Linked DNA regions of Homo sapiens: region 1 is linked to region 2. The links are chromatin loops, found by intact Hi-C in ENCODE. Cell type or tissue: endothelial cell of umbilical vein. All regions are shown on one strand. Links, peaks and the distances in the headings refer to the core of each region. The heading gives the core; the rest is flanking DNA.

Evidence for each region. Hi-C counts contacts between places; a loop is a spot of excess contacts. Peaks named below come from ENCODE experiments on the same cell type or tissue, not always from the same donor. Only the 100,000 strongest peaks of a DNase experiment are listed, where the experiment ranks them.
Region 1: a loop joins it to region 2, with 5 times the contacts of the local background. A loop is called at or near these places in 2 of 110 quality-filtered maps.

The regions. Positions count from the first base shown.
Region 1 is chr10:13,981,776-13,987,380 of GRCh38, forward strand. All of the region lies in intron 2 of FRMD4A (FERM domain containing 4A), which reads right to left. Among named protein-coding and RNA genes, the nearest start is that of FRMD4A-AS2, 7.0 kb to the right of the region's middle. In endothelial cell of umbilical vein, for the core only: no CTCF peak of the experiment used is centred there; a DNase peak (open chromatin) is centred at 2,996; H3K27ac peaks cover 2,300 bases.
Region 2 is chr10:14,072,225-14,077,829 of GRCh38, forward strand. The region is part of intron 2 of FRMD4A (FERM domain containing 4A); the gene reads right to left. FRMD4A-AS3 (FRMD4A antisense RNA 3) reads left to right here and starts at 2,060. Exons shown (of 3, transcript NR_120638.1): 1 at 2,060-2,602. In endothelial cell of umbilical vein, for the core only: no CTCF peak of the experiment used is centred there; DNase peaks (open chromatin) are centred at 617 and 2,397; H3K27ac peaks cover 2,260 bases.

The sequences.
Region 1 (5,605 bases), core at 282-5,281, 91 kb before region 2:
AAGCAGGCTGGAGACTGCTCCATCTCCCTGTGACTGCAATTTTCTGTTCTTCCTGTTAGGGCAGGGGGTCAAGCTCCCAGTGGGGATCCAGTGACCTGCAGGTAGAAGCAGGTAGGTGTGCAGGTGAGGAGAAAGTGAGGCCAGGTTACCTGCCGGATTATATGTATTGGGGCTCAGAAAATGTTACTCAAAAATGAAAGCCTTAGAAGCAGCTCTCTCTGACCTTTTCCCATCTCTGATCCTCCCGTCTCTGGCCCCTCATCCTCCCACAGGCGTAGCCATACAAACTAGAATCCCTCTTCCCCAAGGTGGTTTCTGGAAACCAGAACCCTTTTTTCCCAAAGCCAGCCATAAAACCTAAAAATGTCACTTGAAATTTCCCCTTTTACATCTTTCTATGTTAAAGCTAAACACAAAGAAATTCTCAGCTGGGCATAGTGGCTCATGCCTGTAATCCCAGCACTTTGGGAGGCCAAGGCAGGAGGATCACTTGCGCCCAGGAGTTCGAGGCCACCCTGGGCAACATAGGAGGACCCCATCTCTGCAAAAAATAAAAAATTAGCTGGGCACGGTGGCATGCGCCTGTAATTCCAACACTTAGAGAGGCTGAGGTAGGAGAATGACTTGAGCCCAGGAGGTCAAGGCTACAGTAAGCTGTGATTTCACCACTGTACTTCAGCCTGAGAAGGGAAGGGGAGGGGAGGGGAGGGGAGGGGAGGGGAGGGGGGGGAAGGGATCCTCTGACCTACCTTGTTTGACTGTAGGTCATAAGACCCCCATTCCAGAGAGGGTCCTGCCCTATACCCAGAAGGAAGGAACGCTGCTCAGAGAGGCCAAGAAGAATCTAGACAGACAGGCCTTACTGGGTCTTCCCACTCAGTCCATTAGACACATTTTGTCCAGTTGTATTATCTACATGGCTGCCCATACTTCACTGAACCTAAGCATAAAAATAGACAGTTTGCCTGTATCTTTGGGTCTTTATTTTGAAGGCTCCTGTGTCGCATAAAAGTATGATCAAATAAATTTGTATGCCTTTTCCTCTATGAATGTACTGATTTTGTCAGCTAATTTTCAGCGAACTTTCTGAGGGCAAAGGCAAAGATTTCTCCTCGCCCTACAGGTGCATCAGCCAACAAGAAGTCCCTCTATTTGCAGGTCCTCTTTGTCCTGTCAATTTCTTTCTTTTAATTTCTTTTTTCTTTTTTTGAGATGGGGTCTGGCTCTGTCGTGCAGTGGGAAGATCTCGGCTCACTGCAACTTCTGCCTCCTGGTTCAAGTGATTCTGGATTCTCCTGCCTCGGCCTCCCAACTAGCTGGGGCTATAGGCGTGTGCCACTACACCAGGCTAATTTTTGTATTTTTAGTGGAGATGAGGTTTCACCATGTCGGCCAGGCTGGTCGCCAATTTCTGACAGAGGCCAAGTGTCCCATATAAGTGAAATATTTACTTAACCCAAGGCTCAATGTGTTCCTAAATTTGCAAGCAGTCCTCTTCCTCATTTGCAATAAAGCAAAGTTCATCCTCCCCTGAGCCGAGGCAACCGTGAAATTGACAAGCCAGGAGCTGGGAAATGACCGATGCAAAGAAGAGCAATGCCCTTTAACGCTTCAATAGAAAAAAAACGTAATTACATCCTCCTAGGCCATGAAGGCATTGAAAATCTATAAGGACAATGAGCTTAGACTTGATTGTTCGAGTCATCAAAAAAACCCAGAATATATATATATTTTTTTCCAGAAAAATGTTTCTGGGTAGTATAATTTGAGGTAAATTATACTAAAATATAATTCCCTAGAGAAGAAGGAAATTGGTTTGAGGTATTGGTTATTTCCCTCTTGTTGCAGAAACAAAAGTGGTGATTTAGAATTCAGAGACCAGGAGATACCTAGGAGGTGAGAGCCATCTGTTAGATCTGTTAATGTTTCTTAATAAACTGGGGGCCGGGCGCGGTGGCTCATGCCTGTAATCCCAGCTCTTTGGGAGGCCGAGGCAGGCGGATCACCTTAGGTCAGGAGTTCGAGACCAAATTCGCCAATGTGGTGAAACCTCGTCTCTACTAAAAAAAAAAACAAAAATAGCCGGGCATGATGGCGGGCACCTATAATCCCAGCTACTCGGGAGGCTGCGGCAGGAGAATCGCTTGAACCTGGGAGGCAGAGGTTGCAGTGAGCCGAGACTGCGCCACTGTACTCCAGCCTGGGTGGCAGAAGGAGACTCTGTCTCAAAAAAAAAACAACTGGGAACCACGGCTCCTCACTCAGCTGGAACTAGGGGTCTCGGTAGTGAGCCACTGATGAGGGGCAAGTCTGAGGGCCCCTTCCTGAGTCTGACCACGGTGAAGTGGCCTGGGGTGCTTTCTGCAGGGGGCACGCCAGCTCCTTCAGCAAAACCCAGGACAGATTTCAAAGCGTTAAAACCAGAGCAGCCCACATGGCGGGGTTTTATGAAGTCGAACGTGTGTCCAGAGCCCAGGGGTGAAGTTTCCCCTTGTGGCCAGGTGAACAGCCCCTTCCTCATTTCATGTGTGATGGATGGAAGCACCTACCTGTGGGCATCCAACCCCCAACCCTTTCAGTTCCAGATACTGACCTATTTTTATTGTGGTAAAATATACGTAATACAAACTTTACAATTTTAACCATTTTTAAATGTGCCGTTCAGTGGCATTAAGTATATTCACAGCGTTGTGCAGCCATCTCCAGAAGTTTTTCAGATTGCAAAACCGACCTCTGTACCCATTAAACAGTAACTTCCTATTCCTCCCCTCTCCATCTTCTGGTAACTCTGTTTTGCTTTCTGTCCCTGTCGGTTTGACAATTCTTCGTAGCTCGTATAAGAGGAAACATATTATTTGTTTTTTTGTGACTGGCTTATTTCACTCAGCATAAGGTGCTCAGGGTTCATCCGTGGTGTAGCATGTGTCAGAATTCGCTTCCTTTTTAAGGCTGAGTAATGTTCCATTGTATGGAGAGACCACATTCATCCATCAGCGGGCACTTGGGTTGTTTCCACTTTTTGGCTACTGTGACTCACGTTGCTGTGACTAAGAGTGTGTAAATATCTCCCCAAGTCCCTGCTTCCCATTCCTTTGGGGATTTACCCAGGAGTGAGACTGCTGGATCCCATGGCAATCCTGTGTGTAATTTGGGGGAAGCTCTGTGCTGTTAGATACTGATCTTTCCCACCTACTATTTCTGCCACAGGCAGCGCTTGCTCCACTCCTGAAGCAGGCAGGGACGCTGCCCACAGACATGCCTGCTGACATCTAGGAGTGGCTTAGCCTCATGAGCCCTGCTGGTGTGGGCTTCAGGTAACCCTGTGCTCCTTTGACTCCCAAGGTGGCTGGCTCACCCTGACCTTTCCTCCGTCTGCTTGGTTTGCCTTCGCATTCCGGGCTGGAGTGGGAGCTTAGCTCTGAAGTCCGGCTCACGTGTTTGGCCCCTAGGCCCCAGCCTCGCCCTCGGGTGTCCCTCCTCCTGCATACTTGGGGCTGGCTGATCTGCTCACTGGGACCCTGGAGCCTTGGTGGTAAGGTCAGCTGGTCTCTCTACTCAGGACCATGGGACAGGGAAGGAGGCTGGAATGGAGGACGCCTGCTGAGCACCTCCCACTGGCCTTGGGTGGTTTGAGGGGTTGGTGGCTACAGGCTGATTCTGGCTCTAGACTCATTTAAATCTCCTTGAATGTAGGTAGTCTTCAGGGAGTGGGTGTGAGTTCAGGTCAGGCCTAAGAGCCTGGAAAGCCAGGCATATGCTAAGGTTGGGATGCCGGAGAGAGAATAGGATCCTTTTAGATGTGAAGAAGGGCCCTGAGCTGGGAGCAGGGTTAGCAAAAGCCAGCCATGGAACCATGTCGCAGCCCTGGCAGGCACCAGTCTCCACGGGAAAGCAGAGAACAGGTCCAGGCTGAGGGCATAAGCCCACTGGGTTGGCCTGGGTTTGGGAAGAAACAACCACAGCCTAGGGCACAGGAGGGCCCCTGGCCCATCCTAAGCCTTTGACACAAGCTTTAGAGCAGGTTTACACTGCTCACTAGCGTACAGCCGCCCTCTAGAAGTCTGCCAGCCCTGGCGATGCTGATTTAGGAACTGAGCAGGCTGGCAGCTTTTCACACCTGCAGCTGGGAGGGATGAGAAGGTGCAATCTGGCAGGACAGCACCAACTGGCTCCAAACGAAGCCCCTCCCCAGCCCCACTGTCCCGACACTGCAGCCACCCGTGGCTTTGGTCATCTCTTTTGTCTAGAACTGAGAGTTTCTAGGGGCTGCTTGGATTCTGCACAATGACTGCAGGCTCCCTTCCACAGGCGTAGACATTACAGCCACGGCAGCAACCCTCTCCCACCTGGGTCCTCCCTTCCTGTGGTCCCAGGGTGTCAGCCCTGGCTGCCCATGGGGGTCCCCTGGGAAGTTTTAAGAAAGTATGTTTATTGCGGCACTATTCACAATAGCAAAGACTTGGAACCAACCCAAATGTCCAACAATGATAGACTGGATTAAGAAAATGTGGCACATATACACCATGGAATACTATGCAGCCATAAAAAATGATGAGTTCATGTCCTTTGTAGGGACATGGATGAAATTGGAAATCATCATTCTCAGTAAACTATCACAAGGACAAAAAACCAAACGCTAAATGTTCTCACTCATAGATGGGAATTGAACAATGAGAACACATGGACACAGGAAGGGGAACATCACACTCTGGGAACTGTTGTGGGGTGGGGGGAGGGGGGAGGGATAGCATTAGGAGATATACCTAATGCTAAATGACGAGTTAATGGGTGCAGCACACCAGCATGGCACATGTATACATATGTAACTAACCTGCACATTGTGCACATGTACCCTAAAACTTAAAGTATAACAATAATAATAAAAATAAATAAATAAATAAAATAAATATAAGGAAAAAAAAAAAAGAAAAGCTTTTCCCTGCACCCCGCTCCTAGAGATTCTGATTTTATTGGTCTGGGGGAGGGACTCAGTATTGTTATTTTTGAGAAGCATCTCAGGGTTTCTAGGGTACAGCCAAGGAGAAGAACCACTGCTGTAGACCCCTAGATCACCAGGTCTTGGTGGCTTGCAGATGAGTTCTTCAATTCACAATGGAACCTAAGGGTTTCGGTCAGTGGTTCTCATACCTGTATGAGAATCACCTGCAGGGCATGGAAAAACATGTCTGTAGGGCCTGGGAATTTGCATTTCAAACAGGTTACCAGGAGAGGCTGATGTTCTGGCTATGTGACTACACTTTGAGAGCCATAGATCTAGGCCCTCAGATCTCACAGATCTCATAGATCTAGGCTCGTAGCTCAACCTTAGTTCTTGGACTTAGGGTGATTGAGAGAAATAGAAGCAAGCTGTGTCCGTCACTGTACTTAATGTTTACAGCTTCATATTTTCACATGGCTTCGAAAGATCTGCCACTTTACCTCTGAACTATCGTGGGATAGAAACCCCAGCAGAGCAACTGGCCCATGGAAGGAGTTAATAAACGATCCTTCCCCCATATGCAGAATGGAAAATCGACTCTTAAGAAACTTCCACCCAACTTTTTCCCACCCCTCCCATGAAAAAGTTAAATCGTGAAAAGAAATA
Region 2 (5,605 bases), core at 427-5,426:
GCAATTTAGGGTCACGGAGATGCTCGGCTGAGTTCAGGCACAAATGGGGCCTTGAGAAGTCAGAAGTTCTTACTTCTCTAGATAATATCCTCAAAAAGCCAAGTGAAGATATTAAGAAGAAAAAGCCAAAAATAACAACCGTGGCTATACCATTTTGGGAACAGAGTTGGATTCACATATCCTCCGTCCTTCTACTTTATAAACATTATTTGGAAAATTAAAAGTCGAAAATATTATAAGATTAAAATTCTGTGAGTTGGAGTCAACTTGTCTTCTAAAGCCTAACGCTTTCTGAGCCTCAGTTAAGTTACCACAAGAAGCAAGCCACCAAATTTGCCATCCAGAACTGTGATGCATGCTCTCATTTCCAGCAAGATGTAAAGCAGGGTTTTCATAACTGTTGAAGCTGCATCACAACCATCTCCACAAAGGACCATTTATCAGTTATTTTGGGAAAGGGGAGGGTTTTTTTAGAAGAGAAGAAACCACGCTAATAAGCTTTTTGTCTGCAATCATTTCCCACTGAGATTCCATATCAGTACATCTCCATTTGCTACATATTTAGCTTTAAAGGAAAATGAGGTGAGATGGAGATATTTGAGTCATAAAAGCAATAAAACGTGCTTCCGGAAAATAGCTTTCCTTTCAGTCCCCAGACCTGCACTTCCCAGATATAAAGTTTGTTTCTTTAACAAAAGTCTTGGTCAAGTATAGCCAGGCATACTGATTATCAGAGAAATATATACATATGTTTATAATTCATATGAAAGGAAAGAGAGAAAGAGCCAAAAAGAAGGGATAAAAAAATAATAGCTTTAGAAATAGAGAAAAGAAACAAAAACAAGACATACACTACGAGAACCCCTTGTAACCTGCACCCTTACCAGCTGTCCAGGAAACCCAGGGTACCTCCATCTCTCAGCTCAGAGGTTGGTGACAGGTGGTGTCTTTTATTCATATGCCCTCCCTGGGGCTCTTAATAATTGGTGTATTTCTTGTAGTCCCTTTAGTAGGCTGGGGGCAGTAGTGGGAGTGAGGGCGAGTTGGATGCTGGCTTGTTAATGGAGCTGAAGGGAGGGCTACAAGGTGACAGATGGGATGAAGCTGGAAGCTTCTTTGGTGGGAAGGGAGGGTGTTCTAGGTCATGAAGAATTAGATCCATTGAGTTGCTGCAAGAAATGTCCCATTCCTTGAGTTCCTAGGTGATTGACTTAATCTGCCCATCAGTCTTTGTGTGGTTGGTTTTGTGGTTGTGTGGATAAATCTAGACACCAAGGACCCTGGATATACCCTCCCAAAGCAAAATAACACTGGGGGCTGGGGTCACTTATTACTTGGCTGGTGTCCATGATGGGAAAGATCTCAGGGATGATGGCTGATGTTGTTGGCATTGTCTTTGCTTGTCCAAGGGCTGCTGTAGAAGAAGCGAACGGAGTGAGGGGAAGTCCAGGGGTATGAATGTGTCGTGTTCATGGGTTTTTCACCACCACCGGGATCCTGTTGTGACCTACCCACTGGTCAAGATGAAATCCCTAATAACTTAGGTGTTAAAAGACTGGAGGTTGCCCTGTATAAATTGGGTCACCAAAAGTTCCTTTTAAATTTTGCATAGGGCGGTGGCTCATGTCTGTAATCCCAGCACTTTGGAAGGCTGAGGTGGGAGGATCACTTGAGGGCAGGAGTTCAAGACTAGACTGGGCAACATAGTGAAACTCTGGTTCTACTAAAATACAAAATTTAGCCAGGCATGGTGGTGTGTGCCTGTAATCCCAGCTACTCGGGAGGCTGAGGCAGGAGAATTGCTTGAAACCTGGAGGCAGAGGCTGAACAGAGCTGAGATCGTGCCCCTGCACTCCAGCCTGGATGACAGAGCAAGATAGTCTCAAAAAAAATTTTTTTTGTTTCATATGTAGTACCATAGCACCAAGAAAGTGCTTAGGTGGTAAGTACAAAGGTGGCCAAGGTGAGTTCTGACAGTACAGAATGGGGTTTCCATGGAGACGGCAAATAATGAAGCAGTGGATGGGGGAGGGGGATGTATGCTCCAAGGTTGTGCCCACTCGGCACGACCCAGGTTCCATGCTACAGGCCTCTACTTGTCCAGACCTGAGGGTCAGATTCAGATGGTGCAAATGTTTAAGACCTGGGTCTTCAACGAGATGAATTATCAGCTATTTCATAGCTGCAGTGTTGGATATGCCGAGACGATAAAAGCAACAGCAATCAGAATCAACAGTTGAAACGACATGGCAGACGCTGTGAATGCTATGAACTGCTGTGCTGAGCAGCAGGATTCCTGTGTCCTGGCGCAATGCCCATGGGGATTCATGCTTTCAGAGGGTCACGCCTCAGGAACACGTAGAAGGGCAAGCATTTCATCTGGCAGGGCACTGATTTAATCTGCACGCATGTTTGGCTGTAAAACTAGCTCCTCCCCCTTACCATTTTTGAGTCGCTGCCGGACTCAAATTCCACAGATTCTGGAAGGTGTCCAGGAACTCGTTGATTTGTCAAACTTATGGCTACACACAGCTGGAATGGAGACGGACTCCACTGAGGAGACTCATACAGGACAGGAGGGAATTTTAAGAGGATAACCCTGGTAAGCCATGGTGGATTGGGTGATGGGAGGCTGTGTAAGAAAAGCTCTCTGACCTTGACTTCCAGGAATTTACTCTTAGATGGTTTAATCTAGATACTACCAGAGCTTGTAATACAGAAAATCCTGCAGGTAGGGAGAAGAGATTACCCAGAATTAGTTGACAGTCTATGTTTCATAGAGTAGAATCAAAGAAAGATGTCCTTATGAATTAAAAAAGCAAGCAAACTATGGTAACTTGAACCAGTTTCCAGTGCTAACGTAGCACTGCCAAGAAAAGACACTGTAAGGTCACCACTGGTCACTAGATACAGCTTGTTTTAAGTTACAATCACATTTACATAAAAACAATAAATGGTCTACATCACCTTGAAAAATGGTTTTTCCTTCCAGTTGTAAGCACTTTATGTCCTGGTGAAATGCTGCTCATCTGATTATTTTACTATATTGAGAAGAGGAAAGGGGAGGACATATTATTTTCTTAACACCTAATGGATCCAGACACATGTTAAATGCTTGACCTCCACAACCATGTTTAACTGTTAGAACAACATGATGTGTGTGTGGTTTATTATTTCTATTTTCCAAATCAGGAGACCAAGGTCTATAGAGATTACGTAGCCTTCCTGGGCACTAGGAACAGGGACAGAACTGGAACCTGTGCCTATCTCTTTCTGTCGTTGCTCCTTCCAACATATCATGTTGCTTCTCAAAACCAACAGTGAAAAAGTATTCTTTAGCCTAACCTGAGCTGAAATGGCTTAGATATGAAAGCGTAAAGTTTCACTGGCTGTGCATGATGCAAATTTCTTAAATATAGGCAAATATAAGCATGTGTGGGTATAATTTCTGTATTATGTGTATACCTTTATATCCATATGCTGTATAGTATGTGTGTATACATATAGTGTGTGTGTATATTTTATATTTATACACACACATATGTATATGCACACACACACACATATATATAAACCATTAATCTAGGAATCAACAAACCACATCTGATGATATTTCTGCATTGTCATAAAGCCGGAGAGAGAAGCTTCCCCCAGTTACAGGAAGAGATTGTGTGATTGTGTCTGTGCTTGCTTTTTCCTAATGTCTGCATGTTGGACAGAACTTGGCCTAACTCTCATGTTCATGGTAATGTAGCATCTATTTTGAACCACAGGAGGATGGAACATTGACCAGAAGAACCTGACCTTAGTTGATGGCAACTCTGTTTTATTTCCGCTGCTCACCTGGGCCTCTGAATAACCGGGTTTCATTACTACAAGGCTGGCTCACTATGCACCCCTTCACCTGTTCATTTGCCCAGTGTGTGTCTAACCCAGCCATCCACAGCTATGTCATGAAGACCTGTGCATGGATCCCCACCTGCCTTTCCCATGTTACCTGCGAGCTTACCAAAGACTTGGGATTTTTCCAGCATGGTGAAAGATGAAAATGTGCTTGGGTTTACTTTGTCATTTCCAGGGCTGGGTTAAAGCCATCATGTAATGAAGCCAGATCCACATTAAAATGTGGATCATGGCCAGGTGTAGTGGCTCATGCATGTAATCCCAGCACTTTGGGGGGCCGAGGCAGGTGGATCATGAGGTCAGGAGATCGAGACCATCCTGGCTAACACAGTGAGACCCTGTCTCTACTAAAAATACAAAAAATTAGCTGGGTGTGGTGGTGGGAGCCTGTAGTCCCAGCTACTCGGGAGGCTGAGGCAGGAGAACCGCGTGAACCCGGGAGGCAGAGCTTGCAGTGAGCTGAGATCACGCCACTGCACTCCAGCCTGGGCGACAGAGCGAGACTCCGTCTCAAAAAAAAAAAAATGTGGATCATTGTTAGATGCATTACTATGAACTTTGGGGTGGGGGAAAGGGTCAACGTGGAAAAACATCCAGGCATTTCCCTTTTTCTACACTTGTCTGTATCTCTCCCCAATAATTCATTACTTGATTACTTTCCTCATTCATTCATTCCACAGATATTCCCTGGCCATTGAAATCAACTACTTGTGTCAGAATACAAAGCTACATGAGATGTGGTCCTTGTCCTCAATAAGCACACAAGTCAGGGAGTTGGAGGGGAGATTATGAGTAAGGAAGAGATACAGAGGTGAAGAGGGGAGGTGTCCAAGCTGGAGGGTTCTCAAGGGAGAGGGAAGAGTCTGGAGGCTTACAGAGAAGATAGCTCTTGGGGGTTTTGCCCTTTGAGCCTCTCACAGAGGTCCTGGGCCAAGGAGGACTTTGCGTTTTCCATCAGGGTCAGCCTGGTGTCACCCAAACACCTAGAGGAGTGAGGAGACACCAGAAATCCCAGATTGTGTGACAGCACCTGGGTAGGCACTGCAAGGGACTAAAGATGCTACTTGCAACCAAGGATGATCCCCAAGACAAAAAATATGCATTATAAGAATTATATTTTGGTCCTCAAACTTCTGGTTCTATAAATGCTGTTCTCACTGTCTGGGAAGTAAGATTTGGACTTGGCCAGTGGAAATTCAGTTTCTTCATTTGTCACTCGATGCCTGTGAAAACTTTGCCAAAAGCCTGACTTCTTGGAGCTTTGGTTTTCTCATCTATCAAGTGAGAATACTAATAATCATAACAATAATGCCTACCTCACTGATCTCTTAGGGTTGTTATGAGACTTAAAGTGTGCTGTGCAAAGTCTGAAACTGTGCCATAACTCTTTACGGTCATTATTATTAGTATTGGCAAAAATGTCCATTTCTGCACCCCCTTCCATTTGAGTGGTGAGCGTTTTCCTTGCCCTGCTATTAAGAGGTCACTCGTGTCAATGCTGAGAGGCCCATGGAAGCCTGACAGCTTGATGTTGCATCTGTGAGAAGTGATTCATTGGAGCAATCTCCCCTTAAGTTCTGATGAATGCATTAAGTTTTAGAAGGAAATCTGTTTGAATTGTGGCTTGATGTCTAATGCTTGGAGGATTATATAATTGAATTGTAGATGCTAAATTGCATCTTCTGAAATACTGAGAAATAGT